Regions from separate parts of the Homo sapiens genome. Here region 1 is linked to region 2. Evidence: chromatin loops called from intact Hi-C (ENCODE). Cell type or tissue: mammary epithelial cell. All regions are shown on one strand. Each heading gives the region's core, and the rest is flanking DNA. Links, peaks and the distances in the headings are about the cores only.

The links. Peaks named below come from ENCODE experiments on the same cell type or tissue, not always from the same donor. Only the 100,000 strongest peaks of a DNase experiment are listed, where the experiment ranks them.
Region 1: it touches region 2 in a loop (3.0-fold over the local background); 1 of 110 quality-filtered maps calls a loop at or near these places.

The regions. Positions count from the first base shown.
Region 1 is chr12:88,827,276-88,844,567 of GRCh38, forward strand. No RefSeq gene overlaps it. Among named protein-coding and RNA genes, the nearest start is that of LINC02458, 180 kb to the right of the region's middle. In mammary epithelial cell, for the core only: no CTCF peak of the experiment used is centred there; DNase peaks (open chromatin) are centred at 7,186 and 9,076.
Region 2 is chr12:88,916,142-88,933,433 of GRCh38, forward strand. No RefSeq gene overlaps it. Among named protein-coding and RNA genes, the nearest start is that of LINC02458, 95 kb to the right of the region's middle. In mammary epithelial cell, for the core only: no CTCF peak of the experiment used is centred there; a DNase peak (open chromatin) is centred at 9,980; H3K27ac peaks cover 2,180 bases.

The DNA of each region.
Region 1 (17,292 bases), core at 4,732-9,731, 92 kb before region 2:
GTAAGCCAAAGAGTATTAAATTCACAGGTACTTGATTTACCAAAAAAGGATTCCTCCACCAACATCTCTTCTGTATTAATGATGAAGGTGAAATCTTTTGGGGTTTTTTTAAAGGACCACATACATTATTTGATAAGAGTTGAATGTGTAATAAAGAAGATAATTATGATATTTAAAAGGGAGATTAGACTAAGGTATTTATGCACTCAGTTTCATGTCTGTAATTTATTTCCCAAAACATTATTGATCACTGTGCTTTCAAATAAAGAAAAAAATGCTGTCAATTACATTTCCAGATATCTCAACTTGAACTTCATTTAAATTGTAAAATGTTGTTGTGTCATTTGTAAACTAGTTTCAAAAAACATTGACTTTGACATAATTATATAATGACTTCTATCAGTCGACTCTTTCACAATTGTTCAATCTCAAACTTAACGTACTATAACAATCAGTAGCCTATGCATCTAAGATGCTTTATTCTTTTTTTTTTTCTTTTCCTTTTTTGTTTTCAAGAGAGATGGGGTCTCACTCCGTTGACCAGGCTGGCCTCCAACTCCTGGCCTCAAGTGATCCTCCCACCTCTTCCTCCTGAGTTGCAGGGATCACATGCATGACTCTATGTTGATATTTTCAGGTCATACTATCAAAAGTAAATAATCTCCAGGGACAACTGTAATTGTGCATGTACACATAGAGGCCAAATGGTTTCCATTGTAATCCTTAGTCAAAAGAACCAACCTGCATGATCTATATAGCAACATTGAAAGCATTAACAATTCAGTTCTGTCCAAGAAAAGTTTATTTAACATCTAAATGACGCCAGGCACTGTTCTCACCTTAAAAAAGAAAAAGAAGGAATGAATAAAAGACACAGTCTCTTTCATCAAGCAGCTCACAAAGTAGTGAGTAAAGCAAATAAATTACCAACTTCATAATTTGAAAGCTATTTCTATGTTTTTATACTTATTTAGTATTGCAAATTTCAAACAAAACATTTTTAAGTTTCTTGGTACAGCTGATTTAAGATGGCAAGCAATAAGTAAAATTAAAATGCATTTAAAAAATTAACAAGTATAAAATATAGATAATGAAATTTTCAAATTTTTTCAAATTGGTAACATTTATTTACTTGTTTTGAGGCATAGTCTCTTTCTGTCACCCAGGTGGGAGTGCAATGGTGCCATCTTGGCTCACTGCAACCTCTCTGCCTCCTTGACTCAAGTGATCCTCCCACCTCAGCCTCCCTAGTAGCTGGGACTATAGGCTCATGCCACCATGCTTAGCTAATTTTTAAATATTTTTTGGTAGAGACAAGTTCTCACTATATTGCACAGGCTGATTTCAAACTCCCAGGCTCAAGTGATCCCCCTCCTTGGCCTGCGAAAGTGCTGGGATTACAGGTGTGAGCCACTACACCTTGCTAAATTGGTAACATATTTCTGAACTTATTAAAGCTTAAGGAAAAGAGGAAGTCAAATTGTTCCTGTTTGCAGATGACATGATTGTATAATTAGAAAACCACATCGTCTCAGCCCAAAATCTCTTTAAGCTGATAAGTAACTTCAGCAAAGTCTCAGGATACAAAATCAATGTGCAAAAATCACAAACATTCTTATACACCAATAACAGACAGAGAGCCAAATCATGAGTGAACTCCCATTCACAATTGCTTCAAAGAGAATAAAATATCTAGGAATCCAACTTACAAGGGATGTGAAGGACCTCTTCAAGGAGAACTACAAACCAGTGCTCAACGAAATAAAAGAGTACACAAACAAATGGAAGAACATTCCATGCTCACAGATAGGACAAATCAATATCATGAAAATGGCCATACCGCCCAAGGTAATTTATAGATTCAATGCCATCCCCAGCAAGCTACCAATGACTTTCTCCACAGAATTGGAGAAAATGACTTTAAAGTTCATATGGAACCAAAAAAGAGCTCCCATTGCCAAGACCATCCTAAGCCAAAAGAACAAAGCTGGAGGCATCACGCTACTTGACTTCAAACTATACTACAAGACTAGAGTAACCAAAACAGCATGGTACTGTTAACAAAACAGAGATATAGACCACTGGAACAGAGCAGAGCCCTCAGGAATAACACCACACATCTACAACCATCTGTTCTTTGACAAACCTGACAAAAACAAGAAATGGGGAAAGGATACCCTATTTAATAAACGGTGCTGGAAAAACTGGCTAGCCATATGTAGAAAGCTGAAACTTGATCTCTTCCTTACACCTTATACAAAAATTAATTTAAGATGGAATAAAGACTTAAATGTTAGACCCAGAACCATAAAAATCCTAGAAGAAAACCTAGCCAATACCATTCAGGCCATAGGCATGGGCAAGGACTTCATGACTAAAACACCAAAAGCAATGGCAACAAAAGCCAAAATAGACAAATGAGATCTAATTAAACTAAAAAGCTTCTGCACAACAAAATAGACTACCATCAGAGTGAAGAGGCAACCTATAGAATGGGGGAAAAGTTTTGCAATGTACCCGTCTGACAAAGGGCTATTATCTAGAATCTGCGAAGAACTTAAACAAATTTAGAAGAAAAAATCAAACAACCCCATCAAAGAGTGGGCGAAGGATATGAACAGATACTTCTTGAAAGAAGACATTTATGCAGCCAACAGACACATGAAAAAATGCTCATCATCACTGGCCATCAGAGAAATGCAAATCAAAACTACAATGAGATATCATCTCACACCAGTTAGAATGGCAATCATTAAAAAGTCAGGAAACAACAGATGTTGGAGAGGTTGTGGAGAAATAGGAACACTTTTACACTGTTGGTGGGACTGTAAACTAGTTCAACCATTGTGGAAGACAGTGTGGTGATTCCTCAAGGATCTAGAACTAGAAATACCATTTGATCCAGCCTCCCCTTTACTGAGTATATATCCAAAGGATTATAAATCATGCTGTTATAAAGACATATGCACACGTATGTTTATTGCGGCACTTTACAAAATAGCAAAGACTTGGAACCAACCCAAATGCCCATCAGTGATAGACTGGATTAAGAAAATGTGGCACATATACACTGTGGAATACTATGCAGCCATAAAAAATGATGAGTTCATGTCCTTTGTAGGGACATGGATGAAGCTGGAAACCATCATTCTGAGCAAACTATCGCAAGGACAGAAAACCAAACACCACATGTTCTCTCTCATAGGTGGGAATTGAACAATGAGAACACTTGGCCACAGGGTGGGGAACATCACACACCGGAGCTTATTGTGGGGTCGGGGGAGAGGGGAGGGATAGCATTAGGAGATATACCTAATGTAAGTGACGAGTTCATGGGTGCAGCACACCAACATGGCACATAGATACATATGTAACAAAACTGAATGCTGTGCACATGTACCCTAGAACTTAAAGTATAATAAAATAAATAAATAAATAAAGCTTAAAAGTGTACTAATTCTTTTGGAACAGCCAGTGTACCTTGGAATATTTTTCCACACCATTTTTGTATCAGTCTAAGTTATGCTGCAGTAGCAAAATATTAGTGTCATGACACAACAAAAGTTTATTTCTTGCTCATACAAGTGCAACATGGTTCACCAGGGGCTCAGCTGATTATAGTTGCTCAGGGTCCCAAGCTAATGGAAACTCCTTCTTGATACACGTCCCTACAGTTGACCAAACAGTGACAAATAGGAGTGTAGTAAATTAAACACTAAGTTATAAAGCATTTACAGTTCACATTTCAATGCCCCGAACCAGTCACATGCCCATCCCTGTCAAAGGAAATGAGGATTGCAACTGTGCCATATTCCTGGAAAATCAGAATATATGTGAACAGCCCTAACAGCTTCCAAACAACTCCTTTTCTCTTCTTCAAAAATAGCCCTCTTGCATGTGTTATATCTCCTAAGTTATCTTCTCTGAAATTCCTCACATATATGTTTTTCACTATATTTGGTGTTATTTTCTGTAACCTATTCTCCATATTTCTGACTTTTTCTGTTGCACTTATTCCATTTTTTTGGTTGTTTCTAGAATGTTTTTCATCATGATGATATTTTTGTTTCCCCCTCATTTCTTGAGTTTTGTAAGAATTATTTTCATTCTTTTACGTGGTCTCATGATCATTTTTTTGTACACTTACATGACTCTTGATTTTTTTTCATTTCTTTCTTTTAAGATAAAAATTGTTTTTACAATTCAGTACCATAGAACTGTATGATTTAACTATTCTTGTGTTATCCAGCTGCCTTTTGCTCATGTTCCTTCCCTCTATTCTTGCTTGCTTTCAGTCTGTTTTTTTTCTCTATTTCTTTTCACACATAGCTCCCATGATAGTATCTTTCTGACTATTACTGAACTTTGAATGGTGGTGGGACTTTATGTTGAAAAGTTTGGGGATTTATTTCAAACACTACTCTCATCAAGTAAGTTATTTCCTTCACCCTAGGAGCAAATGTTCTCTTAGATTGTTAAGTGTAGCAACCTGGATCTAATAGTCTTTTAAAACTTCTTCAATCCTCCTCCCCACTGGGCTATGTCCTTTGGCAGAGAAGCTTCATCATGGACAATAGAAGTGGCATGTGCACCACCATGGTTTTTCCTTTCAGTGCTCCCTGTTTTATGATTCTGGGGTGTCAAAATTGATCTAATGGGGCATTTTAATTTAAAAAATGTTGTTTATGTCCTTTGGAATATAATTTGGGGGGACTTATTTCTGCATGTTCTTTTTTTCAGTCTAGGCGTGCTTTGTAACATGAGGTCAGGAATTATAGCAATGTCTTGGTATTAGTGAAGATTTTTTTAATTTGTCATTATTTATTATTTTAATAGGTTTTGAGGTAGGAGGGTGGAGTAAAATTGCCTATTACCCACTGCCTTAATTACACATTTTCATGTGTGTGTGTGTGTGTGTTTATATATCTTCTTCACAGGACAATGACCTATTGAAGGCAGAGCTATTACTTATCTTTTTCTCTCCAGCGCTGAACATAGTGGGTGCTCAATAAATATTTTTGAATCAAAATGAATTTAATTTCTATATATTTTATTGTCTATATCACCACTACTAGAAAGCCACATCCATCCATTTTGTGTTGCTTTTGGAAGAGAATCATCATTTCTTGTTGCTGAAAGCCAATAGATTTATGTTGCAACTCAATTTCTAGTGCTTATAAAAACTTTATTTCACTTCTACTAGGTAACTGAAAAACAGAAGCATTCCAAGAAGTATTATCAACCACAATATTAAGTGAAAGCCTATCACTTCAAGTCAATAACTATAGGAATTCAATTTGCCATGTATACCTATACTTATACCTATACCTGTATCAGCACTTCTCATGGTGATTATACAAGTGGTACAGACACACTGATGGCCAAGCATGGAAGAAGTTGGAAAGCTTCTTTCCTCTGATAAATTAGAATTCTCCAGAGAAATACAGCCAATATCATGGTTCTGCTATGAGAGAGAGAGAGAGAGAAACAGAAACATGAGAGAGAGGTGGAGGTGGGCAACAACTTTAAAGTATGCAGGGCCCGCTGGAGGCTGGAGACCCAGGGAAGTATTGTTGTTACAGTCTCAAGTCTGAAGATAATCTAGAGGTGGAGCTTCCTCTTCCTTGGGTGACTCTAGTCTTTTCTCTTTGGCCTTCGACTGATTATATGAGGATTCTCTTATTATGGAGGGTAATCTTATTTTCTCAAAGTTTAACTGTTTAAGTGTTAATCACATCTAAGAAATACCTTCACCACAACAACTAGGCTGGTGTTTAACCAAAAACTGAGTACCACAGGCTAACCGAGTCAACACAGAAAATTAGAAACCACATCTGGCATGCTTAGGAGAATTACAGATTAGCATCAATAGACCTGGCTTGAAATTCAAGTGCTGATGTGTCACATTAAGTAAACAAGAGGATTCTGTGCTATTTTATACTATATAAAGTGTCCCCCGGAGAGAAATGCAGAGGTCAAAGTCTCAAGTGGTAGTCTTTGTTGTGGTATCCAGATTTATTCTGCTTAATAAATATGTTATTGTAAAAAAATTATTGATAACTTAAGGCATCCAGAAAGTAGCACATTTATGGAAAATGGCAACATCATTTTTGGAGCTGAGCCCGCCTTTATCATCTTAATTCCCACACTTTAGATGATGGATAATTTAGAACTCACTCTTATGTGTGCTTTGGTTAAATGTTGAGATTTATAATGTTTCATAATCAGCCTGTAAAATGAGTCTCAATTTCACATAAGCTGAATGAGGACTAAAAATCAAGCAACAAATATGAGGATTATTTCCATTACACCCCCTTTGAAAAATGACACTTTGCTGCCATATGAAGGGTTCTCTAAGCTTTAATACTGAACAGAGATTTAAAAGGATTAACATCAACCACCTTCCAGTAAACACACAAAATGCATTTCAACATCTAGTATTTCATCTTTATTTGAGTACTTTCAAATTGTAATGCTCTAGTCATGTAGAAAGACTGGCTGGCATTGTCTATTACTGTTCCTACTAAGTTATTCACAGTTCTGTGGTGAACTTTTTTCAGCAAGTTTTTCAGGTCTTTTGTTTCAGCTGCTGGTTTTTGTCTTGCTTACATTAGTTAGTCAGATTTATGGTGCTGTATGCAGGGGTTCCCACCATGCATGTCATTATTACTAATGTGTCTCCCTTTAGCAAACCATGTTTATAACTTAGCCAATTAGTTGCTTTGCCCAACTCTTTGAATTCCTAGGACTTACACTTCACTGAAATAGCACTTCTTATTGCCAAGGCACTTTGTAAAACACTTGACTCTATTTTCATGTATACCTATTTTTAGAGCCCACAGTGGAATTGAACAGACCTGTTTCTTGATTGCTTATTTTGCCCAGACATTTATTTGGAAGATGTTCATTCTTTTTGGGCTTCCACAGATGCCCCATTTGTTCATTCAACATCTTCTAGTGCACCAAATATGGACATGACCAGCTTGCTCACAGATGAAATAAAAGTTAACACTTTATTACCATGAAAGTAGTTGCAATGTTGGTCCTGTTAATACACAAACTTTTGCTTTTAGTTTCCTCCAACTATGTGGAGTACTATCCTTGCCCTTCAATGACAAAGTATTTCTCGCAATAACTTTCAAATGAGTGATCATGACTCACTTTTGCACAGGGAAAAATGAAATGATTTTATCTTTAAAATAAATGATGATCAAGGATAATGATGATGCCATAACCCAGTTTCTTTAGGATGTCACAGATATAGTAAGATTTGAGGGATGCTGAAAACCTGCTTGCTTCAACATGTCTCCCCATTAACCTGGTCAGTGCCTCATATATCATCTTGGGTTATTTGACATGTAAAAAAATATATTCAGAAACTACAACGGGTTAATATTCTCATCCATGAATGTATTGTGTCACAACTTCATGAAGAATTCTATGATGTCTTCAGACAAAGTATAACTTCTTAGAACTTTTTGAGTTGCCTACATCTACTATTTTATGGAACTCATTACATAATTCAAGTTTTTGTATTTATTTTTATTATGTCTATCTTATTCAATTTGACTGTAAAGTCCTTGAGGGTAAGGTAGATGTCTGAAGTTTTCTTTAATATGCTCCACAGTAAATAGCAAAGTATTGTGCATATTGTGGTTGCTCAAAAACCTGTTGAATAACTGGAAAAAAGACATATTAATGGTGATTAGCTTATTGGTTTAGCTAGGGAATAGAGATATAGGTACAGAGATAAACATAATATGATGGTAAAAAAAAATCTAGGTTGCTGTTATGAATGTTAGTCTCCAGTCAAAGTGATAAAAATAATTGATTGAAGTAGAACTTCCTGGATGACAGAGTAAGGACCTTGCTAACTCTTCTCCATTAAAAACAAAGAAAATGTTATCAAAATTATCAAAATTAACCATTTCAGAACTCTAGAAATTAACCAAAGGCATACAACAAAGTAGAAAATGTTTAGCAAAACTATTAGATTTTTATAACAAAAATAGAGTCTGTGGCATTTTATTTTGGGGATATTTCCATCCCAAACCCAGGTCCATGGCATGGTAGCTCTCCTAACCATCAGCCTTGCACCCACCGGATGCAGCTGATCCATTTTGGAACTCTGCAAATTATACCATTCCCCAGAGTGTTCTCTGTATTTGACTATACTTAGAGTTCTCTGGAAAAGTCCCATTTCCAGGGCATTGTTGCTATTTAGCCTGACTTGGGGGTCAGCTCAACAGAAAAGCCTCATTTTCAGATCATTGTCAAAAACAAGTACAATTATCTGCAATAATTAATATTACAACTGCTTAAGATTGCAAGTATCAGTTGGTCAAGAATTTGCAAGGAAGATCTAAGCAATGACACAACCCTAAAGGGTTTTGAAAAGCCTCAATCCATTACTAGCGATCTAGAAGTCCTAGTACTTGTATGCCTGCGCACGTGCTCAGGAAAGACTGAATGGAGCACTAGTTATTTATTCATATGGGGTGACTTTGGTGAACACTGCAAGCAGGAAGTGAAAGCTAATGCAGATGTGTAAACTGATTAAACTTTGAAGGTGTGCCCCCATGTACGCGTATCCCTTAGAACAGTGTGGAAGATTTAGTGGCTCAAAGAAATATTTTGCCCAATCACTGACTGATCACTAGGCTATGCTGACCTGGGGTGAATTCAATAAATACAGATTTTAAAATACAAGCAATGAAGTAAATAAACTGATAGAAAAATAAGTGAAAAGCAAATATTTCATTGGCTACACACTGTGGGGAATATATACCCTACAGCATTAGTCTTGGAAAGTCAGTAAATAAACAAACAACTGCAGCAACAGCAACAACAACAAAACAGCACTAACAAAAGGGGGTCTGATTTGAGAATTGCTACAATATACAGACAATTTCCATTATACAGAGATTTCATACTTTTGAATTTCCCTACTTGCTAAAATCTATTTGTAACTCCAAAATCAATACTTGAAGTACTTTCACAGTTGTTCACATGACTGTAAATGTACAGAGTGATGAAAGGTTTGAGTACCCAATGTGCAAGTTCTTAGCTGAGATCAAAGACGACATTCTCTGCATTCTTATTTTACCTCTCATACAAAGATGGCCACAGGATTAAGACAGTAGTAGGGCAGCCTCAGGCAAGTCACTTAACAATTGTGAACCTTGTTCCTTGTTTTCTCTTTTGCAAATTGTTTTTAAAAAGTCTGTCAGGATAAATTGTTTTCAGTTGTCAAAATTCTAATCTATGTGGTATATATAATGTGTGCATGTGTGTGTGTAAGCAGAAACACACACACATATGTGTGTGTATATATATGTGTGTGTATATATATACATGTATATATACATATATATGTGTGCATATATATATGTGTATATATACACACACATATACATATATCCCACAGGAGCTATATATGTGTTATTGCCCACGTGGGATATATGTATATGTGTATATATATACATTTAGCCTGTATGTATATGTATTATACACATATATATACATATACATACATATACACATATATATACACATACATATATATGCACATATATACACACATGTATACATACACACATATACATATATCACACATAGGCAATTATATATATATACACACACATGTATACATATATATATACACACACACACACACAAACACACATATACATATATCCCACAGGAGAAACAATACAATATTCTCTAATTCAGCATTTGCAGTAACTTTATAGAGCATAACTACCATAAATAAAGAGAATCAACTATATTATCTAAATTCTTCCTTTCAATCAAAAATCAGAACATGAAATAAACAGGAAAATACAGCACATAACAGAAAAAAGCAAACAAACAAAACAGTCCACAGAAACAGTCTTTGAGGGAGTCCAGATGCTGCACTAAAAGAAACCATCTTAAACCAGGTTCAATAAAAGAAAAGTCAACAAAGAGAGAGAAATTATAGAAACACTAACCAATAGATATTTTGGACTTAGAAAATATAAGAACTGCAATGAAAAATTATGTAGAAGGGTTTGGCAGCAGATTTGACCTGGCAGAAGAATCAGTGAACTTGAAGTTAGAAGAAATAATCAGTAAACTTAAATATAAATTAATTGAGATTCTTCACTCTTAGGAACACAAAGAAAAATGAATGGAGAAAAATTAAAACAGAGAACTGTGGGACACCATTAAGTGTTCCAGCATATGTAAAATGGCAGTCCTAGAAGGAAAGGAGTGGGAAAAAGACATAAAAAGAAAAATGTTTGAAGAAATGATGCCCCAAAACTGTTTAAATTGATTGGAAACATTAACCTACAAATCCAAAAATTCAATAAACAACCTTTGAGCAGGAAAAACTCAAAGAGCTCCAACCCAGACACAACATAGTCATAGTGCTGAATATCAGTGACACAGGCAATATCTTGAAAGCAGTAAGATAAAATAACTCAAGTGCTCCTTGATAATATTAATAACTGACTTCTCACAGAAACCAAGAGCAGCAGAAGGTGGAATAATATATTTGAAGTGTTGAAAGAAAAAGGTGGTCAATCAACATTATATATCTAACAAAACTAATCTTCAAAAGGGTATTAGTCCATTTTCACATTGCTGTAAGGAAATACCTGACACTGGGTAATTTATAAAGGAAAGAGGTTTAATTGACTCATAGTCCTGCATGGCTGGGAGGCCTCAGGAACACACAATCATGGCATAACACAAAGGGGAAGAAAGGGCCTTCTTTACAAGGCATCAGGAGAGAGAGAGAGAGAGAGCAAAAAAAGCCCATTATAAAACCATCAGATCTTGTGAGAATTCACTTATTATCATGAGAACAGCATGGGAAACACCACCCCCATGATTCAATCACCTCCCACCAAGTCTATCCCTCAACACATATGGATTACAGTTTGAGATGAGATTTGGGTGGGGACACAGAGGCAAGCCATATTATTCCACCCCTGGACCCTCCCAAATCTCATGCCCTTTTTACATTTCAAAACCAACCATGCCTTCCCAGCAGTCCTCCAAAGTCTTAACTCACTCCAGCATTAACCCAAAAGTCCAAGTCCAAAGTTTTATCTGAGACAAGTCAAGTCCCTTCTCCCTATGAGCCCATGGACTCAAAAACAACTAGTTACTTCCTAGATACAATGAGGGTACAGGTATTGGTTAAATGCTCCCATTTCAAATGGGAGAAATTGGCCAAAACAAAGGGGCTACAGGCCCCATGCAAGTCCAAAATCCAGTGGGGCAGTCATTACATCTTAAAGCTCCAAAATGATCTCCTTTGACTCCATGTCTTACATCCACGGCATGCTGATGCAAAAGGTGGGATTCCATGGTTTGGGGCAGCTTCAGCCCTGTGACTTTTCAGGATACAGCCCCCTCTCAGCTGCTTTCACAGGCTGGCATTGAGTTTCTGTGGATTTTCCTGGCACACATTGTAAGCTATCATTGGGTCTACCATTCTGAGATCTGAAAGATGGTGGCCCTCTTCTCACAGCTCCACTAGACAGTGCCCCAATGGGAACTCTCTGTGGAGCTCCCACCTCACATTTCTTTTTCACACTGCTCTAGCAGAGGTTCTCCATGAGGGCTCTGCCCCTGCAGCAAACTTCTGCCTGGACATCCAGGCATTTCCATACATCCTTTGAAATCTAGGTGAAGGTTCCCCTTCCTCAATTCTTGACTTCTGTGCAACCACAGGCAAAACACCATCTGGAAGCCACCAAGGCTCAGGCTTTGCATCCTCTGAAGTAACAGCCTGAGCTGTATGTTGGCTCTGTTTAGCCACGGCCTGGACACAGGGTGCCAAGTCCAGAGGCTGTACAGAACAGTAGAGGAGGCCCCTGGTAAAGGAAATCATTTTTCCCTCCTAGGCCTCTGGGTCTTTGATGAGAGGGGCTGCAGTGAAGGTCTCTGGCATGCCCTGGAGACATTTTCCCCATTGTTTTGGCAAGTAACATTTGGCTCCTCATTACTTATGCAAATTTCTGCAGCCAGTTTAAATTCCTCCCTAGAAAATGGGTTTTTCTTTTCTATTGCATCATCAGGCTGCAAATTTTCCAAACTTTTTTGCTCTCCTTCCCTTTTAAACATAAGTTGCAATTTTAAACCATCTCTTTGTTAATACATAAAACTGAATGCTTTCAGAATAAACCAGGTCACATCTTGAATGCTTTCCTGCTTAGAAATTTCTTCTGCCAGATACCCTAAATCATCTCTCTCAACTTCAAAGTTTCACAGATCTCTAGGCTAGGGCAAGGGCAAAATGCCACCAGTCTATTTGCTAAAGCATAGCATGAGTGACCTTACTCCGTTCCCAATAAGGACCTCATCTCCATCTGAGACCACCTTAACCTGGATGTCATTGTTTACGTCACTGTCAGCATTTTGGGCTAAGCCATTTAACAAGTCTCTAGAAAGCTTCAAACTTTCCCACATTTTCCTGTCTTCTTCTGAGCCCTCCAAACTATTCCAACTCCTGCCTGTTACCCAGTTCTAAAGTCACTTCCACATTTTTGGGTATCTTTATAGCAGTGACCCATTCTTTGTGGTACCAATGTACTGTATTAGCCTTTTTTCACCCTTCTATTAAGAAATACCTGAGACTGGGCAATTTATAGAGGAAACGGGCTTAATTTACTCACAGTTTCATATGGCTGGGGTGGCCTTAGTAACATACAATCACGGTGGAAGGAAAAAGGGAAGCAAGAACCTTCTTCACAAGGCAGTAAGAGAAAGAGAAAGACAGAGAGGGCAGAGAGCAAAGCAGGAAGAGCAAAGGGAGAAGAGCCCTTATAAAACCATCAGATCTCATGGGAACTCACTATCACGAGAATAGTATGGGGGAAATTGCCCCCATGATCCAATCACTTCCTACCAGGTTTGTCCCTCGACGTGAGGATTACAGTTTGAGATGAGATTTGGGTGGGGACACAGAGCCAAGCCATATCAAAAATGAAGAAATCAAGACATTTCCATATAGGCAAAGACTGAGATAATTTGTTGTTTGCCCAACTTTTTGACAGAAAATTCCAAACACAGCCTTTTAGGCTAAAAAGGAAGGATATCAGATGGTAACTCAGCACCACACATAAAAATAAAGAGCATGAGTAGAGATATGTAAACAGAGAAATATTAACTTTTTCTTATTTTAAAAGACAACTGCATAAAACAATAATTATAAAATAGTGTTGATAGGCTTATAAAATATAAACATTTAACTTGTGTGATGATCATAGCACAAAGGAGGAAAGAGAAAAGAAGCTTTATTTGAGCAAAGTTTTAATACACTAGTGGAATTAATTTAGTCTTAATCTGAGGTAGATTGTTTTAGGCTAAAATGCACATTGTAATCTCCAGGGCAACTACCAAGAAAATAAATATAAAAATATAGTTTAAAAAAAAAACAAAGAAGAGAGTGAAACAAGATGGTGAAATAAAATGTTCCACTGATTGTTCCCTCCTCAGGAATACCAAATTTTATCAACTATCTGCATACAAAAAAAGCACCTTTAGAAGAACCAAACATCAGGTGAGCAATTACGATAACAGGTTTTAACTTCATACTGCTAAAAGAGACATTAAAGAGGATAAGAGAGACAGTCTTGAATCACTTGTGAACCCAGAACATTTGAGACAGGTCTCAGTTAATTTAGAAAGTTTATTTTGCCAAGGTTGAAGACGCACCTGTGACACAGTCTCAGAAAGTCCTGATGACATGTGCACAAGGTGGTAGGTGTACAGCTTGATTTTATACATTTTAGGGAGACATGAAACACCAATCAATATATGTAAGAAGTACATTAGTTCAATCCAGAAAGGCGGAGACAACTCAAAGCAAGGTCCCCCACTAGGGGCTTCCAGGTCACAGGTAGGTGAGAGACAGATGGTTGCATTATTTTGAGTTTCTGATAAGTCTTTCCAAAAGAGGCAATCAGAATATGCATCTATCTGTGAGCAGAGGGATGACTTTGAACAGAATTGGGGGCAGATTTGTCCTGACTGGTTCCCAGCTTGAAGGCACCCAAGGTTCTTTCCTCCCACATTTCTCGCCTTTTCTTTTTAAAATATTTTGGAGAAAGCATTTAACAAGAAAATGAATCCCTGGTCTCAAGTTTCATATGATCTCTCATGGCTAGGATGGTTTATTTCTAGATGAATAGGTCCTGAAAGCTCATTTTTAGCACACTGTAAAGTCTCATGTCCTGTGAAGAGAAAATAGTGGAAAGGAAGGAAGAAAAAACAACAACGAACAAAAGAACAATCCTGGGAGAATCAATATAGGTCACATTACTCTGAAATCCACATATTAATAGGCAGGTATAAAAGTGACTTACGTATGTAAACAGTTTACCTTTTTTTTTTTTTTTTTTGAAGTTTAAGTTGTCTGGCTTTAGTTCCTAGGGTTTTAAGAAAGCACAACTTAGTATTCAGTGATTCTAAATTAAAAATAAAAAGAAGAAAAAAATTGAAAACACTATTTTGAAGACTTGTAGCCAAGAAAAATTAGAATGTGGTCCAAACTGTAGAAAATAATAAAAATTAGAAAAAACAAAACAAACAACATTTGGCAAGGCTAGAATCTAAAAACAGGTGTAAATCATCTTAAAACATAATTTTCTTTCTCTCTCTAGATTCCCAGTTTACTAAAGACAAATCATGGTAGGGCTGGTTTGCTTGTTATAATTAGCCTAATTACTTGTATACATTGCAGCAATAATAATTATTTTTTCATGGGCTTTTAAATTGGCTTTGATGGAACTTGTTTCATAGGAGGATCCTCAAATAAGACTTTTGAAAGCCAAGCCCAGCCCAGCCATGGAATTGTGCCATCAAATACCCATGAGTTGGGTGAATTTCCTCTCCTCTTGAGGTTCCAAGATAAACCTGGGGCTTCTGCACCTTTCAGAAAGTGACATTTGTTTGGGAGAAAATATAGGGAAGAGAACAAGTGTCTCTGCTGGGTCATCCAGAGAATTCTTCTAGATCTCATCCAAGACCACCAAGGTGGTACCTCTATGAGTCTTCAAGAACCATGGCATTACTGAGTTTGGGGCCCAAATTCCTTCGAATACCTGGACAACCTTGCCAAGAAAGATGAGCACAGGTTGTGAAGTCCAGATTGCAAACACTACAATAAATACCTAACTCTTCGATGTCCAGCATCAAAATCATTCAGGAAAACATAACATCATCTACAAGCATCAAAATCATCCACGAAAACATGACATCACCAAATGAATTAAATAAGACACCAGGGATCAATCCTGGAAAAACAGAGATATGTGACCTTTCAGACACATACCTGTGTCTGAACATAGCTGTTTTGAGGAAATTCAAAGAAATTCAGATAGCACAGAGAAGGAATTCAGAATTCTATCAGATAAATTTAACAAAGAGGTTGAAATAATTAAAAAAAATCAAAGAGAAATTCTAGAGCTGAAAAATGCAATTGACATACTGAAGAATGTATCAGAGTTTCTTAATAGCAGAATTGATCAGGCAGAATAAAAAATTAGTGAGCTTGAAGACAAGCTATTTGAAAATACACAGTCAAAGGAAACAAAAAAAAAATAAAGAAGAATGAAGCATGCCTACAAGAACTAGAAGATAGCCTCAAAAGGGCAAATCTAAGAGTTATTGGCCTTAAAGAGGAAGTAGAGAAAGAGATAGGAGTAGAAAGTTTATTCAAAGGGATAATATCAAATAAGTTTCCAAACCTAGAGAAACATATCAATATTCAAGTACAAGAAAGTTATAGAACACCAAGAAGATTTAGCCCAAAGACTACTACCTCAAGGCATTTAATAATCAAAATCTCAAATATTAAGGAAAAAAATGACCCTAAAAGCAGTTAGAGAAAAGAAACAAATAGCATACAATGGAGCTCCAATACTTCTGGCAGCAAGCTTTTTAGTGGAAACCTTACAGACCGGGAGAGACTGGCATGACATGGTGACTGAAGGAAGAAAACTTTTACCCTAGAATAGTATATCTGGCTAAAAAAATATCCTTTAAGTGTGAAGGAGAAATACAGACTTTCCCAGACAAACAGAAGCTGAGGGATTTCATCAACACCATACCTGTCCTATGATAAATAATAAAGGGAGTTCTTCAATGTAAAAGAAAAGAACATTAATGAGCAATAAGAGATTATCCAAAGGTACAAAATTCACTAGTAATAGTAAGCACACACAAAAAACACAAGACATTATAACACTGTAACTACTGTTTGTAAACTACTCTTATCTTAAGTAGAAAGACTAAACAATAAACCAATGTAAAATATAACTACAACTTTTCAAGATACAGACAATGTGGTAAGACATTAAGAAAACACAAAAAGTTAAAAAGTGAGGAGACAAAGTTAAAATGTAGAGTTTTTCTTTGTTTTCTTTTTGCTTCTTTTTTAGTTTGTTTGCTGATGCAATCAGTATTAAGTTGTCATCAGTTTAAAATAATGGATTATAAGATAGTATTTGCAAGCTTCATGGTAAACTAAGGTAATCAGTATTTGCAAGCTTTATGGTAACCTGAGGTAACCATGGTAATCTAAAAACATACCATAGATACACACACACAAAAAAGCAAGAAATTAAATCATGCTACCAGAGAAAATCACCTTCACTAAAAGGAATACAAGAAGAAAAAAAAAAAAAAAAACAAGCGAGGACCACAAAACAGCCAGCAAACAAATAACAAAATGGCAAGAATGTCCTTATTTATCAATAATAACATTGCATGTTAATGGACTAAACACTTCAATAAACGACATAGCATGGCTAAACGAATTTAACAACATTAACAAAAAAAAAAAGACCCAATGATTTTTTCTGTTACCTATAAGAAACACTACCTATAAAGATACATATAGACTGAAAATAAAGGGATGGCATAAAAACCGAGCAGTACAACAGAACAGAGAACCCAGAAACAAATTTCTGTATCTACGTTGAACTCATTTTCAACAAAGGCACCAAGAACATACATTGGGGAACAGACGGTCTCCTCAATAAATGGGGCGCGGAAAACTAGATATCCATACGCATAAGAACGAAGCTAGACCCCATCTCTTGCCATATACAAAAATCAAATCAAAATGCATTAAACACTTAAATGTAGGACCTCAAACAATGAAGCTACTAAAAGAAAACACTGGGGAAGCCATCCAGGATATTGTTCTAAACAACAACTTTATGAAGTAATACCCCGCAAGCCTAGGCAAACCAAAGCAAAAATGGACAGGTATAGCTCCGCCCAAGAGGG
Region 2 (17,292 bases), core at 7,473-12,472:
AGGCACATCAGTAGGATATTTTGGAAAATGAGTAATAAAAGAAAAAAGTTTTAAAGCAGCTGGTGGTGGAAGAGGAAAGAAACAAAATTATACACAAAGCATTAAGAATTAAATCAGGCATCTCACAAGAACTTATGCAAGCTAGAAAGTGGTGACAGCCTAGAATACCTTATCCCCCTCCCAAAAAAAAATCTTTCAAAAATGTAATCAAAATAAACACAGTACTGTAAGAAGTGTTAACGAAAAAAATGTAATCAAAATAAACACAGTACTATAAGAAGTGTTAAAGGAAATTTCTTAAACAGAAAAAAAGATACCCAATAGAAATTTGGATACACAGAAAAATAAAGAAAAGCACAAAAGATAAGTACATGAGAAACAAAAATGCTATCTGACACATAATCCTAATTGAGATTTTAGAACACTCCACCCAACAATTTCAATAATAAATATATTGTTTATAAGTGCACATAAAGCATTCACCAAAATAGACATATTCCAGACTAAAAAATAATCCTCAATGTATGTGAGAAGATTAAAATCACTCAAAGTATATTCTATGACACAATGATATAACACTAGGGGTCAATAGCAGAAAGATCTTTTAAAAATGCTTAAATATATGGATATTAAAGAAGATACTTCTTGACAACCCTTGGGTCAAAGAAACAAACAGAAGGGAAGTTAAAAAATATTTGAACTGAATGAAGATGAAAACAACACATTAAATGCTCTGTGGTGCAAAAAAAAAAAAAGCAGAACTTAGTGTAAAATTTATAGCATTACAGTTTATATAGTTTATATGTAGAAAAATATCAAATAATTTCAACTTTTACCCTAAAAAACTGGAATAAAAAGAACAAGTTAAACCTAAAGAAAATGCAAGGAAAGAAACAGTAAAGATAAAAGTGGAAGTCAATGAAATATAAAATCAACATTAATAGAAAAAAGACAATGAAACCTAAACCTTGTTTTCTGACAAATTCAATAAAATTGGTAAGTTCTAGATGCAATAATCGAGAAGAAAAAGAAAAACTTATGGATTACCAATATCAAAAATGAAAGCAAGGACATCACTAAATCCTATCAATATTAAAAAGGTAATAAAAAGATATAGTGAACAACTTTATACTAATGTATTTTGCATCTTAAAAAGAAACATAAAAGTTTCCTGAAAGATATAAACCATCTGAGCTTACTCCAGAATAAAATAGATAACCTGAAGAATTTTATAAGTATTAAAGAAAATAATTCACGTTACTAAACTTTTCAACAAAAAACTTCACACTCAGGTGGTTTTACTGGTGAATTCTACCAAATATTCAAGGATGAAAAAAAGGTCAATACTACACAAACTCTTACAGAGAATAGAAGAGACTACTTCTCAATTCACTTTATGAGGCCAGCATTATCCTGACACCAAAACCAGGCAAAGATATCACAAAGAACACTACACTAATTTCCTTCATGAAAAAAAAAATTCTTAAAAACTTTTAGCAAATCAAATTTAGCCATAAATAAAAAGAGCAAAGCAAGCTGGGTGCAGTGGTACAAGCCTGTTGTCCCAGCTACTTGGAAGGCTGAGGCCAGAGGATCGCTTGTGTCTGGGATTTTCAGGCTGTTGAATGCCATCATCATGCCTGTAAATAGCCATTAGCCATAAATAAAAAGAGCAAAGCAAGCTGGGTGCAGTGGTACAAACCTGTTGTCCCAGGTACTTGGAAGGCTGAGGCCAGAGGATCGCTTGTGTCTGGGATTTTCAGGGTGTTGAATGCCATCATCATGCCTGTAAATAGCCACTGCACTCCAGTCTAGGCAACATAGAGAGACCCCATTTCTAAAAAATAAAAACAAAAGAACAATATGTGATCAAGTGGTATTGGTCATAGGAATGATAGTTTGGTTTAATATTTTAAAAGTCAATCAATAAAATTAACCATATTAGTAGGCTAAAAATAAAAAGCTATATGACAATGTTTATAAATACAGAAATAGAATTTGATAACATGCAACATCCAATCATAATAAAAATGCTCAAAAAACTAGAATGGAAGAAAACTTTTTCAACGTGATAGAAGAAATTTACAAAAATAACCCTATAACTAACATCATACCAAGTGATGAAAAACTGAATGCTTTCCCCTTACTATTGGAAACAAAAAAGGATAGCTGTTCTGTCCCCTGCTGTTCAACATTGTACTGGAAGTCTCAGCCAGTGTAATGAGGCAATTAAAAATGAAAAGAATGCTGATTGAAAAGGGGGGCAATGAAACTGACTTTATTCACAGATGGCAGGATCTTGTATGTAGAAAATAGTAGGAATATACAAGAAAGCAACTAGAACTAATAAGTGAGTTCAGCAAGGTTACATAATACAAAATCATTATAAATCACAATTATATTTCTAGTTATTTCCAATGAAAAATTAGAAATTTTAAGTAACAAAAATTCTACTTATGTGCAAGACATGTACATTGAAAACTATAAAATATCATGCCCCAAAAATGAAAGAATACCTAAATAAATGGAGAGTCAAAACATGTTCAAAGACCAAAAGTTGCAGTAATTTAGGATGTCGATTCTCTTCCATTGATCTATACAATCAATGTAATTTTAATCAAAGTCCAAGCTTTAAAAAAATTTAACAAGTTAATGCTAAAAGTTATGTGGAAATGCAAAAGACTTAAAACAGCTGAAATCAACTGGGAAAAGAACAAAATGTCAAGACTTAATACTATTTGATTTCAAGGTTTACTTGTTACTATAGTAATAAGACAATGTAATATTGACAAAAGAAGAGATACAGATTAAGGAAACAGAAGATACAGTCCAGAAATATCACAAATGTGGAATCAATTGATTTTTGACACATCTGCTGAGGTAATTCACTAAAGGAAATAATAGGCTTTCTTTCAACAAATGGTATTGGAACCTTTTGAAATCCAAACGCAAAAAGAAATTAGCTTCAAATATTACCTCACACTATTTATAAAGCAATAATTCAAAATGGAGCATAAGACCTAAATGTAAGAACAAAGACTATAAAACTGCTACTAGCAAATATAAGAAAAACTCTTTGTGACCTTTGATTAGGCAAAGATTTCTTAGATAAGATACAAACAGCCCAAACCATAAAAGTTGATAAATTTTCCCAAATTAAATATTTTCTCTTCAATGGACATCATTTTAAAAAATGAAAAGATAAGTGAAGATTGGGAGAAAACATTTGCCAAATATAGCTGATAAAAGATTTTCATCCAGAATTTATAAATAAATCTTATAAACCAATAACAAAAAGACAAAAAAATCCTATTTTAAAAAACAGACAAAAACTATTTTACAATAACAAAGACATGGAATTAACCTAAATGCCCATCAATGGTAGAATGGATAAAGAAAATGTGGTACATATATGTCATGAAATACTATGCAGCCATAAAAAGAACAGAATCATGTTCTTTGCAACAACATAGATGGAGGTGGAGGCCATTATCCCAAGCAAATTCATGCAGGAACAGAAACCCAAATACCACATATTCTCACTTATAAATGGGAGCTAAACAATGAAAACACATAAATATGAGGGGGGGAACAACAGACATTGGGGCCTACTTGAGGGTGAAGGGTGGAAGGAAAGAGAGGATCAGAAAAAAATACCTGTCAGGTACTATGCTTATTACCATTGTGAAGAAATTATCTGTATGCCAAACCCCTCATGATACACAGTTTACCTATATAACAAACCTGCACATGTACCACTGAACCTAAAAGTGTTTTTTATTCTTAAAAATTAAAAAATTATAAAAATAAATAAGATTTAAAAATTAAAAAAATTTTTAAACAGGCAAAATATTTAAATATTCATGTCACCAAGGAAATATATAAATGGCACATAAGCGTGTGAGACATGTTCCAAATCACTAATCATTATGGAAATGTAAAGTAAAACCACAATAAGAGCATTACAAACTCATGGGATAAGTTAATTAAAAAAAAAAATGTTGATTCCAAGTATTGGGGAAGAGAGACAGCTCTTGTGTATTTCTGTAGGGAATGCAAATGATACAGCCACTTATCCAGCAATCTTGATCCATATGATCCAGCAATCTTGCTTCTAGGTACTTATCCATGAGAAGTGAAAATATGTTCACAAGAAAACTTGCATGCAAATCTTCACAACAACTTGATTCATATTATTCCAAAACTTGAAACAACACAAATGTCCATAAACTGTTAAATGGATAAGCAAATTGTGTTACAGTCATACAATATACTACTACTCAGTCACAAAAAGCAATAAATTACAGATATATGCAACAAAATAGATGAATCTCAGAAATATTATGCTAAATGAAAGAAGCTGAACACAAAACACTATTGTGTCATACCGTGTGATTCCATCTGTATAAAATTTTTGAAAAGGCAAAACTATAGTGACAGAAAACAGATTAATCATGGCAGGAACTGCTGTAGAGGCAAAGGGTTGGTGGAGAAGGCAGGAAGGAGACCAGCTTCAGAGTTGATGAGAATGCTCTGTATTTTTATTGGACTAGTGATTACATAGGTGTATATATTTGTCAAAATTTTTCAAATTATACACTTAAATTCTTGACTTTTATTCTATGTAGATTATACTTCAGTAAAGCTGACTTTTTTGTTGCTTGTTTTGAGACAAGGTCTTTCTCTGTCACCTAGGCTGGAGTGCAGTAGTGTGATCACTGCAACCTCTGCCTCCAGTGCTGCTCACTGCAACCTCTGCCTCCCAGGCTCAAGTGATTCTCCCACCTCAGCCTCCTGAGTAGCTGGGAGGGACTACAGGTGCATACCACCATGCTCAGCTAGTTGTTACTTTTTTTTTTTTTTTTTTTTTAATAGAGACAAGGTCTCACACTACATTACCAGGCTGGTCTCGAACTCCTGGGTTCAAGTGATCTTTCCGCCTCAGCCTCCCAAACTGCTGGAATTACAGGCATGAGCCACTGTGCCAGGCAATAAAGCTAATTTTAAGAATACATGTACTGCCTAAAATATCCCTGAGATTGTCTGAAATTGTTTCATATGAAATGTAAGGCTGAAGATATTTAGAACAATGTGAAGAAGCCTCTAAAAAATTTGCAGAAATCGTAAAGAGAAGACCATAAAAATGTGAGACAAAGGAAATCACACAGAATTGAAAAGTTACAAATAGGAAACAAATAAGTGGAGACTCTCGACGAAATCTTTAGAATGTAGGTCAACTTCAAATAATGAGGAAGGGAGAGCAAAACTAAATGATAGAAACACGGATAACCAGGAAAAGAGAGAGAGTGAATGTGAGCAACCCACATTGTCACTAGACAACAGGTTTGTAAAGCTGGTTCTAAAGCAATTTTCTTCCATATTATGTATAGACCCCAGAGGTAGGGTATAGATTCCTCCATGTGAACAGTTCTTGTGCTTTCCTGAAACAACAGAACAAGCTTCAGAGGGCTCCCTCTTTACCAGCTAGCAGCAGAAGAGGGGCAAATCAACAATGCCTAATTGTTTTACAGTTGAATGGGGTTTTGTGAGTGTTTCAGCATTAAAGGCAAGAAACAGTCACTAAAAAGGAAACTTCAAATTCTACCTGCCGATGAGGAAAGGAATGCTTTGCTGAAGAGAAAAGATGTTCAAAAATGGAAATGAGCAATTTCAAAATCAGATATGGTAAAGGAAAGAGTAAAAAGGAAGGAAACATGAAAGGGTTTAGAGAGGAAAACAGGAAAAAAATATTTTGGAAAGCATTTTCAAAGGAAGTCTATATTTCCAAAATAAAAATAATTGGTCTTGAGGATGAGCTCATTAAAATAAGATCCTTAACTAGTTTCTGAAAATAGAAACCACAAGACAAAGCAGAGACATCATGAGGCATGTCTCACCTACTAGGCAGATGGTGAAAGGTAACAGGAACTCTCAGAGCAGAGGTGAGAGACAGGCAAGATAGGGGTTGGAGGTGGCCAGCACTGCAGGGATGGAAGAGGGAAGCAGGCAGGAAAAACAACATACAGTTTCCTAAAGACCACAGTAAAAGACTTTTGGAACTACTTGTCACAAATTCTAGGGGGCCAGGTGAGGTGAGAGAGGGGTTAGAAAACAGCCAGACAGCTATAGTTATGAAGAAATAGTCTGGCAGTTCACATTCTTTCCTATGTCACCTGCACGTCTTAAGATCTGCTGCACCCAATGTTCACACTCTCACATCTTGCCAATTTCTTCCCCCACCCTGTGCATTCTTTTTTCAGTGACACCAAAACTCATGCGTGTTTGTCCCTTTGTACTTGCTATTTTGCCCTTTGCCGTGAATATTCAAGGCATTTCCCTCTCAATTGTCACCTTTTTGGAAAAATTTCCCAGATGTTGTCTCATTACTCCAAACAAGTAATTCTTATTACTCCAAACGAGTATTTTGAGTTGCTATAGCTCTTCCAGTAAATATCATAAAATAATAAGCAATGCTGCCTCTATTGAGCACTTATAATGTTCTGAAACTATAGTTGGTGCTTTACTCATGTTATTCCTAATCTTCATTAAAAAAAATAAGATGGGTGCAATGGTCTTCATTTCACAGATAAGCCATCTGGCCACAGGGAGTTTTGTAGATTGACTGAGGTAACACACCTAGTAACTGTTGAGAACTGAGCCCAGATCTGTCCAGCTCTAGAGAGCACTTTCTTTTCCATTTTGCTGGGCTATTTTTCTCACCTTTGTATTAGACTTAAACTTTGTAATTATTTTTTTGCACATCTATATCTTTTACTAGATGGTGATCTCTTTCAAGTTGAGACATGGTAATTCATCTATATCTTTCCAATGCCAAATATACTGCATACTCCGGGTTTAGTAAATGTTTCATAATACATGAATGAAGAATGAATGAATAATAAATAAATAACTGAGAAGTCTCCATAGTGAGCATGAAAACAAAGCAGTGGATGTCAGTTATATAATTAAGATATGTAATGGTAGCAAACTCTCAAACTCTAATTCAGTGTTTAACTCATTTTAAAAACAGATTTAAAAATAAAACACACAAATATGTAATATGTATAAAAATTCAAGACAATGTAAACCACTTTCATATAAACATTTGCTGCCAGTCTCACTTGTTTAAACTCAGACCTCAACAGAAAATGTCTCCTGCCACATCTGTGCCTACGTCTGAACTTCACTGTAATGCGTCCTTGGTTTTGAAGATGATTCCTTTGCATATTTACTTGATATTTCTACTCGTATGAAACCCCCAATTGTTTACATAGCTATAAATGACAGTGACAGTGAAGTGGATGACTGGGGCAATTAATCAGAAATTTAGGGAAATATAGTGACATGTTTTATCCAAGAAAATAAATGTAATTCTTTACTTAATGTGAATGAGGACTAAGCTTTTTTTTTTCAAATGAGCAGCAAACAGTAGCATATGGTAAGCTGTATTTTTGTTTGCAATATTCATCTCTTTCTCTGTTAGATCGAATATATCAGCCCGATGCTGTCTTCCATGTAGTTTTCATATATTTCTCTGCCTTTTTGACTTTGAGCTTGGCCATGAGACTTTCCTTGTCAATAGCCTGTGAGAAGACATGCTGTTCACCACAACTGAGCATGAGTTTTGGAGACATCATGTGATTCTACCAGCTCTGTTGCTCTTCCCTCCTTGCTATGACAATGGCATGTTCCACAAAGGGGCTGAAATAAGAAGACATGCGGTGCTGAGCCCAGCAGAGCCAAACAAAGTCACGGCAGCTGCAGCCAACCCATAAATCCTGACATATCACTTGTCCAAAAAAATCAAAGTTTGTTTTTGTGAACCACTGAGATTTGGGGGCTATTTGTCACTGCAGGAAAGGTAACTAATAGATAGGAATTTACTGAAAATAAAAGAGCAGTATTATGTTGCTTCCAAAAGTGGGAAAACTAGCCTACTCCCCAATGTTATATGAAATTTTACTCTTGGGTCCCAAACGAGCACTCCCTGTACCCAGAGTTTCAAAGAAATTACTTCAGTTCGTCTCTCTATCAGGACTTTATGTCACTTCAAGAAGACACTGGATTTACTTCCTCCCTTGTTCTCAAATGACAGTGTTCAAAAATCAAAACCAAAACAAACAAACAAAAACCTCCACCTTTTACCTCTTGCCAAAAAATACCAGTGCGTATGAATTTATGCAAGTAGATACCAGAAGTGGTCACCAGGCCACTAGTCTTGCAAACTGCCACATTCTGAAACTCATCCAAATACAAGCTAGGGCACCGTGTTCTATCCTCTTTTTATAGATGAGGAAACTGAATCCCCAAGTGATTACCGTGGTAAGTTTCCAAGGCCACTGCTGTAAGACCTTCAAATTCATGTGTTGAAACCCTACCCCCAGTATGTAAGAATATGACTATATGAAGATAGTGCCTTTAAAAAGGTGACTTCATGAAAATGAGACAGTTAAGGTGAGCCCTAATTCAATCTAACAGTTGTCTTTATAAGAAGAAGAAATTTGAACACAAAATGAGAAACCAGAGAAAGACCATGGGAGGACACAGCAAGAAGGTGGCCATCCCCAAGCAAAGGAGAGAAACCTCCAAAGCAACCAAACCTGCTGACACTTTGATCTTGAACTTCTAGCCTCTAGAACTGTGAGAAAATACATTTTGCTGTTTATGTCACTCGATGTGTAGTATTTTGTTATGGTAGCCTCAGCAAACTAATACAGTCAATAAATTTTAAGTAGATAAATTTTAAATTTAGTCTACAGAACACCAAAGCTTAATTATCTCCACAAACAGTAATTGCCTGCCTCTTCTTAACTAATATTGGCTTATTACTTGTGTTTATTTATGTAGAGGTAGGAGCCTACTGATAATAATAGTTAAGCAGCATTTATTGAGCACTTGCTATGTGTTACAGTGTGAAGAGTTTTGCCTGCAAACAGGCTGGATCAGATTATGAGAAATGGGTAAGCTGCTAAGAAAAGGAAGTCAACTGCCTTTCCAAGTCCTACTCACAATTCCAGATTCAGTTCTACTTCCATTCAGAAAAATTCACTGACTCTAACAGGGATACTCCACCTAAGATTTCCTATGGAGTCCTGTGTTTCTTCCTATGGTGATTCTTATTGAATTTTTTAATTGCTTATACCTGTTTCCATACTGGACACTAATTTTTTAGGTATCAAAAACTGTGTTTTCACTTCTTCATTCTCACCACCTTGCAGAGTACCTGGTACTTTATAAGCATTAAATATTTTTTGTTGTTGTTCTTGAATTGCTGCATTGTAGCTCTTTGTTACCATTTGTTACTAAAGAAAATTGGCAATAAAAGATGATTTCACTGACTTGAATTTTTTTTTAATTAAATGCATCCACCTAGAATGAGTAAAATCTTCCTCTTTTATTCAAAGGAGTAGGGCCCATTTCAATCAGTGCCAAATACTTTTGAGCAATATTGAGGAAATATTTTTAAGAACTACAAAATCTTATGAGTCAGACAGAGAAAAGTAATCTATTTTCATTATATTTTTGCCACATGCAAAGACTTTTGTTATAACACTTTAACTTTCATTTAAAAATCTATCATCACCACTGTAAGTTAGGAAGCAAGGAGTGGTAATGACAGAATTTTAATTTTTTTTCATGGGCTAACATAGCTTAATATATAGATAATCATGCTTGGATAAATACTTGATGAAAGAATGATTGAAGATAAATATCAAATATTTCCTTGCGTCTACTTTGGTACCATAATCCTCTCCAGTGATCTCTCTATTTCTTTACTTTTCTTCACAAAAGATCTTTTTAAGTAAGTTGCCACTTTCACTGTCTCCACTCAACCACTGCCAATTTGTTTTTTCCCCACCCCAGGTAGACTTCCAGTCTCACCCCTGCACGGATATCTCTCCCATGAGGTCATCAGTGACTCCATGTTGTCTAATCCAAGGAATATTTTTCTGCCCTCATCTCTCTTAACTTTCCAATGGCTTTTGACACAATTAACTACTCCACCTTTCTTGAAATATCTTTTATCGTAGTCCTATCTCTTCTGGTTGCCAGTAACAGGAACATGACTCAAACCAACTTATGTAAACACAAAAGGAATTTATTGGCTCTTTTATCCAGGAAGTTCAAGGAATGGTGCTAGTTTAAGGCATCATTGGCTCTAGAGGTTCAAACACATATTATCAGAAACTTATTTATTTTTCTCTACCTCTCAGCTTACATTTCTGCTGTTATCTCAGTTTTTAGGCAGGTAAACCTCACATGGTAACAAAGATGGCTATTGACAGTTCTAGACTTTTATCAATCATCCTTGTCTTTCCTGGTCTTAGTAAACTCAAACACACACACACACACACACACACACACACACACACCACATGCCTCTTTCCTGTGAGTATCAGTGGGAGTAGTGAGAAGGCTTTAATTGAGCAAGTCTCATACCATGCCCAACTGAGAGCAGAGACTTGGGGAGGGTCTTGTGTGTTGGGAGAGAATCAGCTCCACTTAAACTGTATGGATTAAGATTTAAGAAAATACACTCATCTTACACAAAAAGAAAACACACATAGGTACTATAGCTTCTGTAACACTCCTCTCTCTTCTATTGTCCTTGTCTGCTCTTTTTCAGCCTCCTTTGCTGTCTTCAACTCTAAGTGTTGGAGTAACTGAGCTTTGTGCTGGGTCATCTTTTGTTTTCTGCTCACTCTCTCTTCCTCACTGTTGTCTAAAACGCTTCTAAATCCACAGTTTACATCTACTTGTGAAGCTGCTGACTTCCCATGTTTATAGCTACAGAAGCAACTTCCCCCGAGTGCCTTCTAACTGCTTATTTGAAATAAGCAGTCAGATTTCCACATGAATATCTATATGCATTTCAAATTTATAATAGTGTTCTTGTTTTCCGCCCAAACCTATTATTTTCCTGAGTCTTTAATATCTCTTTAAATGGTGCCAGCATCCATCAGTTGCTTAATCCAAAAATGCAGAAAACAACCTTGTATTCTATTTTTCTCTCAATTCCCATATCTAATTCACCAGCAAATTACACGATTTATGACACCAAAATATATCTCAAATCCATCTTTTCATCCGTTCACCAACACTGCCATCACCCTGTCTAAGCCACCCTAGTCTATCACTCAGATAACAGCAATAGCCTATTAAATTAAATTGCCTTCTTGCTTTTACTCTTCCCCTTCACTATTCCAGTTTTGTACTGAGCAATTGAAGTGATCTTTCTGTCATCTCTTACTTCATCTTTTTAAAGTTTTATTCACTATATTACAGCCATGCTGGTCTCTTTTCTGTTTCTTCAATAGGCCAAGCCATTTTTTTTTCCTCAAAATCTTTGCATTTGCTCTTTCCACAGCAAAGAATGCTCTTCTCCCAGTCTCTGTACTTTTCAGTTCTTATCTTAAATAGTCTGTCTTTAGAAGGGCCTTTCTTTACCACCTGTCTTGGTCATCTTGGACTGCCATAACAAAATACCATAAACTAGGTGGCTTATCATCAACAGGAATTTATTTCTCACAGTTGTAGGGGCGGGAAAGTTTAATACCAAGATGCCACCAGATTTGGTGTCTGCTCTGGTAAGTACCCACTTCTTGATTCGCAGGCAGCAGTCTTCTTGCTATGTCTGCACATGGAAGAAAGAGTGAAGGAGCTCTCTAAAGTCTCTTTTATCAGGGCACTAATCCTATTTATGAAGGCTCTGCCCTTATGACCAAATCACCTCACTAAGGCCTCACCTCCAAATACCATCACATTGGGGATTGGGTTTCAGCATATTAATTTGAGGGGCGCATAAACATTCAGTCTACAGGACCACTCTATGTAAGTTTATTTTCTCCTTAACTTACTTAATTCATCACCCACTGGAAAGAATGCAAGCTCCCTGAGCATAGAGACTTTTAACTGTTTTGTGTATCACTAAATTGTCAAAACCTACAACAGTGCTTAGGCATTAAAAATCTATTTGAATGAGTGAAGATCCCCATTTATTCGCTTCATGGCATTTGTTAACAATTTGTCAGTTCCTTTCTTATTTGTTTACTCATCCAGTGGTTATCGTTTTTACTAAAATGTAATCCCTAAGAAGACATGGAGATCTCACTCTATCTTCTAGGCTTGATTCAGTGCCTTGTACTTAGTGGACACTTAATACAATCTTGAATGAATAATTGAGTCAATACTTATTAGTGATTGCTCCCTGAACTTAAGCAGAGATCATTCCTAAAAATGTTTTCTTCATGACTCTCTCACTTCAAAAGAAGAAATCAAATCATACCACGCATGGGATGCCTATATCTTGGTCAACATTTGCCAATTTGAAATAGTTAATTAAATTGTTAATCATCATGACTAAATTTGAATATGGCTAGATGCAAATTCTGTAAAAGAGTATACAAAGGCCTTTACAACCAGAGTCCTGCCTTCTTAGTCTCTAGACTATAGACACCCTCCTTCAGTATTCAGCATCTTTTTTTGCATTTTGTTTCCCTTCATATAGTATCATTTCCTTCATTTCTCTATCTAGATAATTTCTATTTACCTTATGCATAAATGTTCATTCTACAGAAGACTTCGTCAAATTTTTGCTCTTCTCTCTTCTTTGTTTTCACAACCTTTTACATATTTTTATAACATTTATTACATTGTATTTATATATACATACGTATGTGCAAGTGTGTGTGTGTGTGTGCATCTCTTATCTTTTAACTTATGTATCTTTCTCCCTTCTTAGACTCTGAGATTCTGAAATTCTGGCCTTTGACTTACTCATTTTTTTTTTTACTTCATATAATTACTGTGTAATTATATGTGGCATATAGTTGGTCCCAACAAATGTAGTTGAATGTGGAATTAATGTTGCTGTCAAATTTTATGCAAGATGAATCAGTGATATTTCTTGTAGTAAAATTTGTTGTTGAAGAGGCAAAAATACCATCAACTTATATTTTTCATTTCTGTTTTTTTCAAACACTTCTGCATAACATTATTATATATCTCATGACATATATAAAAATAAATTATCCCCATATCAGACTGAAGCAAAGTCAGGTTAAATTATCAGTCTACGGTCAACAACTAATAATTGGCATTAAAGATAAAAAACTTGGGTCTCCTAACTCCTAGCCATATATTCTTCCAACTGTACCAGGTATTTGTTTTCAACTTGGATTCATGACAGAATCATTAACACTTACACTGATATGATAGTAATTCTAAAGAAGAAACCAGTTACCAAACAGGAAAAATAATGTTCAAGTTCAATAATAATCGAAGAAAAAATTCATATAGTTTTTGCTTACAATAGTAGCATTAAAATTGTACTGCTGTGAAGAAAGTGTGATAGAATAGGTATTCTCTTTTTTTATTCATGGGAATAAGAATTGATTGAAAATATCCTTTGGAAAGTAATTTGGCTGTATTTATGAAGAAATATAAACCATTTAATACCTCATAAGCTCTCTTCTTGGAATACATTTCATGGTAATAATATGAGAACTAACTTTATGTACAATAATATTTATAATAAATAATAAATACTACAGCATTGTTCAAAATAATGTTAAAAATTTTAAAAACTAAATTTCCAACAATGCGGCATAATTAAGTGATTTGAAATATGAGTAACAACATATAAAAAATTATTTTTGGTAAGAAGGAAATCCTTATTTTATTTTTAATGAGCTATAAAATAATATGTTTCAATAATCTCATACTTAATAAAATATTCATAGAATGAATCAAAAACATATAAAAATGTCAATGGCATTTTTCTTTTGTGGGTAGAATAGAGAATTTTTGAAGTATTTATTTATATTGTACAGAAAATTAAGTAAAAATTATATACTATTTAATCTTTTTCAATACAAAACAAGCTATAAAACACCACAGCAGCATAGGTTCCAACCGAAGCTTTAAAGATTAAAGAAATAATAATTTTCCTTTTGTCTAAGAAATTTGATTGCTCATTGACACTGTGGTCGTTTCCGTGGGAAAAAGATGGGTTAAATTATGAAGCTAGAAGGGAAAGTCAGGGGTATTACTGGGACATAAGGAGGCCTGAAGGCCATGGAAAAATAGTTAAAGATTTCTGAGCTGCAGTGTAAGGCATGCAATCATCTCCCCAATGACCTTAGATGACATTCAGAACAAAATTTTCCAACCAAGTTATTAACATATACTATTCTTTGCCTCTTTTCTTACACGTTACACCTTCTCCTATCTTTACTGGTGTTCATATTAAACCATCTAAATTTTCTATATAGTTCATTTTTGTAATTTCCCTTTACCCCAAATGATTGGTACTTATCACATAGTAAACTCTTGATAGTTTACTGAATCGAGTTTACCTAATTCAATTCAATTATTAAGTAAATTTGATTCAATACTTGTCTAGTACTTATCTATGACTTCAATAAGGTTTCAGAGGAGGAGATGATGAAAGCAGGTTTTTAGGAAGGCAGATGTGGTGATGTTGCATAACATAATTCAAGTTCAGAAAAGCTGGATTTAAGTCATGGCTATAGTCACTTAGGTATGAAGGGCAGCATGGAGACTGACCAGTCAAAAGTGAGGCTCTCTGAGGGCTGAAGCATGAGTTCTGGGGGGCAGGGGTCTGCAGGAGGGCCAAATATAACCCCTTAAGCTGCTGGATCATGTGAGGTTGTTGCGGAGGTCTCAGGAGAAACAACAGGGTAGTGGGTACTTAAGGGCTCAGGGCAGGGGCTGATGAAGGTGCTTGAACATTTCAAAGTCAGTGCAGCCATGTGAATGTATACCATCTGATATCTGCAATGAACAGAAAGAATGGTTGTAAAGAGCACTTGAAGAAAATGAATTAGGAGACGGTAGCAATGGGTTAGAGAATGATAATGTAAAAAACAAAAGTATTGAAGCTTCTTGCATGTGTTGGAGCAAATATTGTTCCTCTTAACAAGAAGATAAAAAGAGCCAGTTTTAATGGTTAAAAAAAAAATACAAATGGTTTCAGATAAGCTTAAGTTTGAGATGATAGTAGGATATCTAAGTGGAACTAGTTAAAGGAAAATTGGAGATATATTACTTAAGGGAGGGACTAGTCGACATACTAAATAGAGAGTAACTTCCAGCCAAAGGTAGTAAGCCACAGAGAGAAATCCACTAGAATCTGAAAAAAAAAGAAGAGGAGAGATCTTCATAGAAAGTGTCACATAATGCTTCAATGAGGACCATTGGATGAGTTGTATTCTTTCTATTTTTCTGAAGTTTCCATATTTTCTACAAATGAATGATAGTTATGACCGAAATTATAGTTTCCACCCTATCATTCCTTTTATATATGGGGAAAATATTTACTTTTGAAATTTGATTTTATTTTCACTAAATAAATTATCCAGAGCAGTATACCTCAAGGTGTAAGCTAAACCACAGGGCTAGCAAATTAAAATTATTTTGTTGTTTCAATCTTTATGAATTAGGATCTCAGTGGTCACTGCCCAGGAATCTGCATTCTCTACAACCTTGCTAGGGGATTCATACGCACACTAGTTTGTGAACCAATGACCCAGAGCACAGCAGCAGGGCCCTAAGAACATGTCCTTATCTCTTTTTGCATTGATACTAATCAGTGTGCATTGCTTTCATCTGCAGCTTAGGGCGTTTCTCTGCTTCACTGAGCACAGAGATTTCCTGAGCTCCTAAATTCTTTGAAATATTTCTACTGTGGTCTTGCTTGAAAGAGATTACTCAGTAAACCATTTTGGTTAATGTGTTCCAGGTAGACTTAGATAAATCAACGGGACCATTAAAATCTTTCACCTTCTTTAAGGACAGAGTTTTGAGTTTTCTTCTTGACATCTTTTTTTCTTAAGCCTTCACTTGGTACAAACTGACTTCTTTATTTTTTTATTTTCTCTATCAATAATGGTCATAGGAGGTGCAAAAGCAAGCCTAGTGTACAGAACCATGTATCATTGCAAACAGTAAGATGACCTTGCCGTAGGATGATGTCTGCCTGCTTTTAAAGAAAAAATGAACAATCAGTGTTCAATGACTTTATAGACACACACACATTGCACATAGCCTTTGTTTCCACGGGAGCAAAATTAACAAGATAAGAACTTTTTTTAAGAGTTATGGTAGATCATTAAAACGTATGTAATTCCTGCTTGGAAAAAAAGATTTAAATTCAGATTTTTTAAGCAGGTCATTAAAATGTGTAAAATCATCCTCACTGAGAGAAGAAGGCTTTAGGGACATGGTTATCACACTGATTTTTTTAAACTAGGTTTCCCTTTTTTCTCCACTCAAATGGAGATATTCTTTTGAAGATTAAAACACTTTTTTGAAATAGTATAGTTTAAAACTAAAGGGCAGTATTAAAATCACATATCAAGCTATGCTAACAAATAATGTGAACGGTTATTTTCTCACATGGATGCCCTCTAGCAAGATCAGAGACAAGGTTATATATTTCCAAATGAAACCAGTTAGCTTCAGTATCCAGCAGTGTGGTACTAATGAGGCTGAGGTCAGGGTTCAGTTTCAAAACAAGTTGGTTAGTGTGATAAGAGCGATGGCCTCACCAACCTGGCTGTGCAAAGCATGAGAGTCACCTGGAGATTTCTATTTTGTTTTGTTTTTTTTTATTTTTTGTTTGTGTTCTGAATTTTGGGGCCTTAGTCCAGACATACCAAATCAAAATTTCTGAGAGTGAGGGAAGAAAACTATATTTTTAGAGAAATCCCCAGGTAATTCTCATGCCAGTCAGGATTTTGGAATCAATAATCTCAGAGCCAGCCCAAGCAAGAGGCAACGCAGCATGACTGCTTGCTGGCCTTTACAATTCAAAACTGCAAATTCTAAAACTGCATCAATTGAGAACTCTCAAATTCTCCAGGGAGTTTGTCCTTTGCCTCCATGGATTCGGTTCCTTTGCAGAGGCCATGAATTCAGGGAAATTTTAAGCTTTAATGATAAGGCTTTCTTAAAAATAGCCCTTCTACATGCCTCCTTTCATGAGCACTTCACCGAGATTTTAAATGCTGACAGAACTCACCTTTCCTCACAAACACAGACACATAGGAGAAACCCTAGCTTGCCCTTGGAAATGAACATTGATTGCAAATTCAAGCTTCTGAAACATTCCACTCTGAGTGTAGTGATCATTCCCTCTGAACATATCCAGATAGGATTCTGGAGGATGAGAGAGAAAGGGTATCTTCTCTGAAGAACTCAGATGGTTTTTTATGGCTAGATTATTTCAAAATACAAAAATCCAATCTCTAGTCAAGGCCAGAAGAAACC